Regions from separate parts of the Homo sapiens genome. Here region 1 is linked to region 2. A link is an interaction called in ENCODE POLR2A ChIA-PET data of the cell type or tissue named here. Cell type or tissue: OCI-LY7. All regions are shown on one strand.

Region 1 (4,000 bases), 53 kb before region 2:
GAGTTTGATCAGCCTGGCCAACATAGTGAAACCCCGTCTCTACTAAAAATATAAAAGTTAGCTAGATGTGGCATGTGCCTGTAGTCCCAGCTACTCAGGAGGTTGAATGAAGCATGAGAATTGCTTGAACCTTGTTGCAGTGAGCCAAGATCATGCCACTGCACTCCAGCTTGGGTGACAGAGCACACTGTCTCAAAAAAAAACAAAAAAAATTCCCAGCAACTATAACCCTGGTTTCTGTCCCCTGAGATGCTTATTCCATGGGTTTGGGCTAGAACTTGAGAATCGGCATTTTAAAAAGCATTATGGATGATTCTGGTATATGATCTTGTTTATGAACTCTGGTTTTATTATTATTAGTTTGGCTTACATAATTAACTGTTTGACAGGTAATATTTTCATATCTCGAACCTCAATCCCAAATGCTGCCTCTGAAGAAGGAGACGAAGATGATTGGGCATCCAACAAAGTTATGTTTAAAATAGGTAAGAAAGGTAATCAGATTATTACCTTCAGATAAAGAGAAGGCTGTTTTGTTTTTGCTCTTCACTGTAAGTTTTTCAATACTTCTAGGTGATCTTGGGCATGTAACAAGGATCTCCAGTCCACAAGTTGAAGAGGGCGATAGTCGTTTTCTTGCAAATGAAGTTTTACAGGAGGTAATTTTTCTTCTCCCTTAATCATAGTTTGCTTTGTAACACTTAGCAGTTGATAGAAGAATATAAATTCAGATATATTAAACTTTGAAGTTAACTAATAGAATGGAAATAAAATCTAAACCGTCATCTGAGGGCATTTAATAAGCAAAAAGTCATGAAGGCAAAGATTTATAATGGAGTTGTCGTAAAAAATATGTTCTCATACACCACTGGTGGAACTTTATAATGGCATATCCTTTTTGGAGATCAGAGTATTAGTATTGCATTAATATTTAAAAATCATGTACCCATTGACTCATAATTTTCACTTCTAGGAGTTTTTCCTATAGAACTATTCATATACAAATACAAGTTGAGAACAGTGTAAATAAGTGTTTACTAATAAGAGAATGATTAAGTAAATTATGGCACATAGTTATTAGTATGGCCTATAGTTTCAAAAGAGTGTGACAGTATTTCTTGATAAAAATTTTGAATGAAAATAGAATAAGTAGAAAAATATAAAGTGTAATTGTCTGATCCCATTGCTCTTTGTAAATATGTGTATATATATGTTTGCTTTATCACGTATATGTGTATTTGTAACTTGTCAGTGTGTTTCTACGTGTTTTGTGTTTGCATATGAATGCCTAGAGGTAGAGGGATTTCTTTTGAGAGTTGAATTGGGCTGTTGATAAAGAAGAGGCATTTACTCTTATCTATGTGTTTGCATTTTTCCCCCAAGAGTGTGTATTACTTTGTAATTTAAAAAATAAACATCCTCAAATTTAGCAGTTTATTCTCTGAATAGGTCCCAAACTTAAATGTGGTATTAGACACTTTGATTAAGTCCTATTTTTCACCTAAGTCATCTTTGAGGTGTAATCTTGTTTTATTTTGACCATGTTTACATTCCTTTAAAAAATTGTTTTAATTTTACAGAATTATACCCATCTACCAAAAGCAGATATTTTTGCGCTTGCCCTCACAGTGGTATGTGCTGCTGGTGCTGAACCTCTTCCGAGAAATGGAGATCAATGGCATGAAATCAGACAGGGTAGATTACCTCGGATACCACAAGTGCTTTCCCAAGAATTTACAGAGTTGCTAAAAGTGAGCATTTTATATATGAAGCCCTTTATTGACATGGTTCTATATTTTATTAAATGCATGTCTTTACCTTCATTTTACTTTTCTTTTTAAGGTTATGATTCATCCAGATCCAGAGAGAAGACCTTCAGCAATGGCACTGGTAAAGCATTCAGTATTGCTGTCCGCTTCTAGAAAGAGTGCAGAACAATTACGAATAGAATTGAATGCCGAAAAGTTCAAAAATTCACTTTTACAAAAGTAAGTGAGGGTTTTATGTTTTCTTTTTGCTTTTTCATTCACTTTAATTCTCAAATTTTAATGAGAGATGATTTAAGCTTTCTGTCAACAAAGGATGTAGTGGTTTTTTGTGTTTTTTGTTTTTTGAGACAGGGTCTCACTGTCATCAGGCTGGAGTGCACTGGTGCTATCATGACTCATTGCAACCTCCACCTCCTGGGCTCAAGCTATCCTCCCGTGTCAGCCTCCTGAGTAGCTGAGCCACAGATGCATGCCACAACACCCAGCTAATTTTTATATTTTTTGTAGAGATGGGGTTTTTGCCATGTTGCCCAGGCTGGTCTTGAACTCCTGGGCTCAAACCATCCACCTGTCTTGGCCTCCCAAAGTGCTGGGATTATAGGAGTGAGCCACCTCACCCGGCTCCAGTAGTTCGATATGTTGTTATACGGTGAAAGCTTGGGGACTTCTGCCATGAATTAGTATTTGGCCTATTAAATTTGTGTTGTTTCTAAACTTTCAAATTACGAACTTTAAAAATGTTGAGACTAACATATATTTGCAAGTGGTGATAGTCCCCAAGCCATAAATGGTAGTAAAAGCTAAGCGAGCCTATACCAATCTTTTCTTCCCAGACTCTCACCAAAAGTTAACGTTGTCCTTGAAACATTCTGTTCTTATTTTATGAAAGGATGAAATTAATGTCAATTTGGTTAGGAGATGATTCTCATATATATGTTTTTAATTTCTGGCTAAATCTTTATATACTGAATGAAGATTCTCATATTGGACTTAATGACTTGATATTTTCAAAAAGCTGGTTGCAATGGTAAAGGTTATTAAAAAGAGAATATTGGAGAATATTAAGTTACCACAGATCACATTTCTAATTCTTTTGATTTATTGCAGCCATTTTGCTTTTAACCTAATAAAACTGACTTGAAAAGGTTATGTTAACAATTAATATTAACATTTAATATTTAAATTATAAGAATTGTATATTAAGAGGTTTACTTGCCACTAGTTTGATATCCATCATAGTTCATACAAATAGGAAATAAAGTGTTCCTTTCATCTCTCTTATGTAAGGATAGATTCGCAATATAAATTGGAGTTTTTGAAATTATTATTTATTTTTAATTTTTTTTTTATTGGGGATAGGTTTGTCTGGAAATTGTTTATTATTATTTATTTAAAAAGATGGGGTCTTGCTCTGTCACCCAGGCTGGAGTGCAGTGGCACTATCATAGCTCACTGCAGCCTCAAACTCCTGGGCCCAAGCGATCCTCCAGCCTCAGCTTCCCGAGTAGCTGAGACTACAGGTGTGAGTCACCACATCCAGCTCAAATTATTTTATAAGAACCAAAGTCATTACTAGCATCTTTACTACTTGTTTTCAAGTATGTGTGATACTGTAATTCAAAAAGCATAAAATAAAATAATTTCATAAATTTAAGTTGTTTTAATAGAAGCTTCAGTTTCCTGTTTTATTTTTCAATTACATCTTAGAATAATGATGGCATGCAAATATCTCCCAATCGACAATATAGTTTGTGTTAGTTTCTTAGAATCTCTTCCTAGGAATAATACCTTGTTTTCTATTTTTATGTCAGAGAACTCAAGAAAGCACAGATGGCAAAAGCTGCAGCTGAGGAAAGAGCACTCTTCACTGACCGGATGGCCACTAGGTCCACCACCCAGAGTAATAGAACATCTCGACTTATTGGAAAGAAAATGAACCGCTCTGTCAGCCTTACTATATACTGAGCTACTCCTTTCCCACCTCCCCCTGAACACTGTGACAAGAGGAAGCTAGGTTGAAATCACTGATAGAATCCAGTTTGCAATTACTTTCTCGATTGGTGTCAGTAGTTTTACTGATTAGGACTTTTATTGTGAATTACAGTTGAAAGCTGTATTTTGATGATTGCTATGTCAGGCTTTCATCTAATCTTACCAGTCTGTCTTCTGTAGGATGTGTCACTGTTGGATGTTACACCAGCCTTTCCAGGGTTAACCACTGTGGTGGTGTG
Region 2 (4,000 bases):
GAAGGCGCTGACCTGCAGGGCAGGTTTGGGGCTCCCTCCTGGTCCAGGAGGCCTAAGCGTCCAGGAAGTTTTGAGTTTAATGAAAGGAATTGGTGATCAGTTCTAGTCAAACATCTGGGAGCCCAGCCCAGGTGTTCTCCCTCATGTCTGTGTTGTGTTCATGTCCTTCGATTTCCTATCTGAACACGGAGTCTGGAGCTCCTGAGGATCACAGGAGTTTGGAAAACCAAAAAAACCTTTTTTCTTTCTTTCTTTTTTTTTTTTTTGAGATGGAGTCTCACTCTGTCGCCCAGGCTAGAGTGCAATGGCGGGATCTCAGCTCACTGCAACCTCCATCTCCTAGGTTCATGTGATTCTCCTGCCTCAGCCTCCCAAGTAGTTGGGATTACACGTGCTCACCACCACACCCAGCTAATTTTTGTATTTTTAGTAGATACGGGGTTTCACCATGTTGGTCTGGCTGGTCTCGAACTCCTGACCTCAGGTAATCTACCCACCTCAGCCTCCCAAAGTGCTGGGATTACAGGCATGAGCCACCATGCCTGGCCAGAAAGGCAAAGAGGGAATGAAGGACCCAGATCACCTATTGAAATAGTCTACATGTGGCCCCAGTCCCAGAATTAGCTGGAGCTACTTTTTGGCTGATTTTGCAATGGAGACATTAATTCTTTTCAGCCACAAGCATTAAGTAGAAAAGGTAATGTGGCTTAACTTATAATATACTGACCCACTAGTTTTCAACCTGCCTCATCTTATGTTGCAGCAATGATGCTATTCTAGGAACTTGGGCCTTACCAGGGCAGAAACAACAGGGCCATGCTTTACAGAAGGAAAGTTCCATGATTGCAGGTATCTGAGGAAGTTCATACGCACATAATTAAATTATAGTCTTTGTTAGAAACAGGGTTTCAGCTCTCGTAGACCAAAGACAATTGCTGATGGGTAGGAAGTGGGAATGAGAACAGTCCAAGGACATTGTTGGCAGGCCAAGGGTCACCAAAGGAAACTCTGAGCTGGGCGGGTCAGCAGCACTCGGCCAGCGCTTGGCAGGCTCTGCAGCATGAGCTGGGTGTTGCTTAAAAGGAACTCCCTGTACCACATCTTCCCTTCCTGGATGGTCCAAGTCACTCCCAACTCACTTCTGGAAAGATGTCCCTTGACTTCCAGGTTCTGACCTTGCTTCCCCTTGGTGCCTCTGTCTCTTCCCCAGCTGGCATCTTATCTCGCTTCCTGACCCTAGCTTCCTGTCTGGGCCTCAACAGTGCTCTGAGAACTTCTTCTTTGGGTAATGCTCCCCCTGCCTAACTGCCTTTTTGTCTCTCTTCCCGACATGCAATCACAGGTGCTCTTCCCAGGGACCTTAGGCAGTATGGCCTGATGGAAGGAGCCTGGATTTTGAAGCCAAACAGCTGTGTGTGTTTTTGTTTTGTTTTTTGAGACAGAGTCTTGCTCTGTCACCCAGGCTGGAGTGCAGTGGCACCATCTCAGCTCACTGCAACCTCCGCCTCCCAGGTTCAAGCAATTCTTATGCCTCAGCCTCTGGAGTAGCTGGGATTACAGGCACGTCTCACCATGCCCTGATGATTTTTGTATTTTTAGTAGAGATGGGGTTTTGTCATGTTGGCCAGGCTGGTCTCAAACTCCTAGCCTCAAGTGATCACCACGTTGGCCTTCCAAAGTGCTAGTATTATAGGCATGAACCACCACGCCCATCCTGAAGCCAAACAGATGTGTGTCCTAATTCTGGCTCTTCCATTTGTTAACAGGGTGAACTTGAGCAAATTATTCCATTTCTTCAACTGTAAAATGGGGATAATTTCTCTTACTGGGTTTCTGTGGGGGCTTGATGAGATAAGGGATGTAAGACACTGAGCAGGTTGATCCTTTGTAAATGGTGGCTCTTACTAAAAGTGAAGACAGGCAGGAGCACACACATTGCATAAATACCACCTTCCCGCCTTACCAGTGATAACATCTGACCAAGATACCAGGCATTTACCCTATGCAGAAAAGTCCTGCGTAGATGGAGCTGCCACTTCCTCATTTGTAGTCTGCTCTAATATTTCACAATCTGTGTAGTTAGGAAATAGTTCTTAATATCTAACCTACGTTCCTCCTGCTACAGTATGTCATAGCACACTTATTTTTAAAATAACACCCAGGCCAGGCGTGGTGGCTCACACCTGTAATCCCATCACTTTGGGAGGCTGAGGTGGGGAGATCACTTGAGGTCAGGAGTTCAAGACCAGCCTGGCCAACATGGTGAAACCCCATCTCTACTAAAAGTACAAAAAAAAAAAAAATTAGCTGGGCGTGGTGGTGTGCACCTGTAATCCCAGCTACTTGGGAGGCTGAGGCAGGAGAATCGCTTGAACCCAGGAGGCGGAGGTTGCAGTGAGCCAAGATCGTGCCATTACACTCCAGCCTGGGCGACAGAGCAAGACTCTGTCTCAAAATAAACAAACAAACAAACAGCAAACAAAACACATACACACAAACAGGCCCATGAAAATGAGCAGATTTTTCTATGAGTTAGGCATTCACTTGCCTTGGGTTTACTCTTATTTTCAAGAAACCAGTAAATATTTGTTGTGTGGCCACTGCAGGCAGGGACTGTGCTACGCTGTGCTGGGGAGCTCCAAAGAGGTGTGACAAGACTCCAGCTCTAGGAATCTCGATCCTTCTCTCTTTAGTTTTCAATTGCAGGTGAATGACTGTGTCTATAAACACAGCAAAGGAGTTTAGTGGGACTGATCACCTTGGCAGCAAATCATTGATTGGATGTACAGCTTGGCTCTGGCAAGGATTGAAATGAAAATTGTGGGTCAATCGTCAACATTTAAGCAGATGCCACTAAGTGGCCCCAGGCAACAGGTTATTTCATTCAGCTACTCAGGTGCATTTTGCAACTAATCCTTCTTAGTGGGCTGTTAGAATGAACCACATCTTTTCAGCTATGTGGCCCAGAATCCAAGTGTCTAAGAAGCTTCTGTTGAGGGAAATGTTTGCCCTGCCTGAAAGCAAGGGCAGACCTCTCAACTTCACACATGTCCACTCTGACCCTGTTGTAAGTCTATGGGCTGAGAGGGTACCCTGTGGACCACAGACAGCCTATAGATGTCTTTTGTTTAGTCCAATGGTGTTTTACTTTTGCTTTTTAAGTTGAATTGTTTGCCAAAATCTAAAAACTGATAGATTCACATGATCCAGGTTTCTGGCTTTTCTTGAAAAATGGAAGCTCTGGAGATACTGAAGCTCCATTTCCTCATAGTAACATCACCTGGATCGGAGTGAAGATGCTGTCTTTAGGTGGGGCCACCATTTCCTACTGCCTCACTCTGGTCAGTTTCATCCATCTATGGAACTTGCCTGGGCTCTGAAGCCATTTGAATTTTGGACTCTTGGCCTATGAAGTCCCCTTTGGTCATTGATAGAGAGCACAGCTGCCAGTGATCTGTTTCATTGTGTTCTCTGCTCTCACCTCCTCTATGAGAAATGATACTAGCAGATCAGTGTTTGCAATTCCTGCAGACGTGTCTTCCCCAAGTTTACATTTAATGCCCGACATGAAAGATATTTCACTACAGTTGAAAACATTTCTCATGTTACCTCTTGGTCCTCATATGAGGAGTGAGGGGATGAATCCCCACCCCCCCTTTTTTTTGAGCTGGAGTCTCACTCTGTTGCCCGGGCTGGAGTGCAATGGCACAATCTTGGCTCACTGCAACCTCCCCGTCCTGGGTTCCAGCGATTCTCCCGTCTCAGCCTCCCAAGTAGCTGGGATTACAGGCGTGTGCCACCATGCCCGGTTAATTTTTGTATTTTCAGTAGAGACGGGGTTTCACCATGTTGGCCAGGCTGGTCTTGAACTCCTGACCTCAAGTGATTCACCCTCCTCGGCCTCCCAAAGTGCTGGGATTACAGGTGTGAGCCGCCGTGCCTGGCCTGATGAATCTCTTTTTGAAATTTGTCTCTTTTTAGTGTTTCTAGGTTCTTTATA

What was found. ChIA-PET counts read pairs that join two places held together with the same protein. Peaks named below come from ENCODE experiments on the same cell type or tissue, not always from the same donor. Only the 100,000 strongest peaks of a DNase experiment are listed, where the experiment ranks them.
Region 1: POLR2A ChIA-PET joins it to region 2 with 6 read pairs; 4 of 35 experiments call an interaction of 5 or more read pairs at or near these places.

Annotation. Positions count from the first base shown.
Region 1 is chr11:9,584,869-9,588,868 of GRCh38, forward strand. WEE1 (WEE1 G2 checkpoint kinase) reads left to right here. Exons shown (of 11, transcript NM_003390.4): 7 at 390-485; 8 at 574-659; 9 at 1,581-1,751; 10 at 1,843-1,988; 11 at 3,581-4,000. The coding sequence ends at 3,734. Among named protein-coding and RNA genes, the nearest start is that of WEE1, 13 kb to the left of the region's middle. In OCI-LY7, no CTCF peak of the experiment used is centred here; no DNase peak of the experiment used is centred here; H3K27ac peaks cover 973 bases.
Region 2 is chr11:9,638,169-9,642,168 of GRCh38, forward strand. No RefSeq gene overlaps it. Among named protein-coding and RNA genes, the nearest start is that of SWAP70, 24 kb to the right of the region's middle. In OCI-LY7, no CTCF peak of the experiment used is centred here; DNase peaks (open chromatin) are centred at 1,243 and 2,023.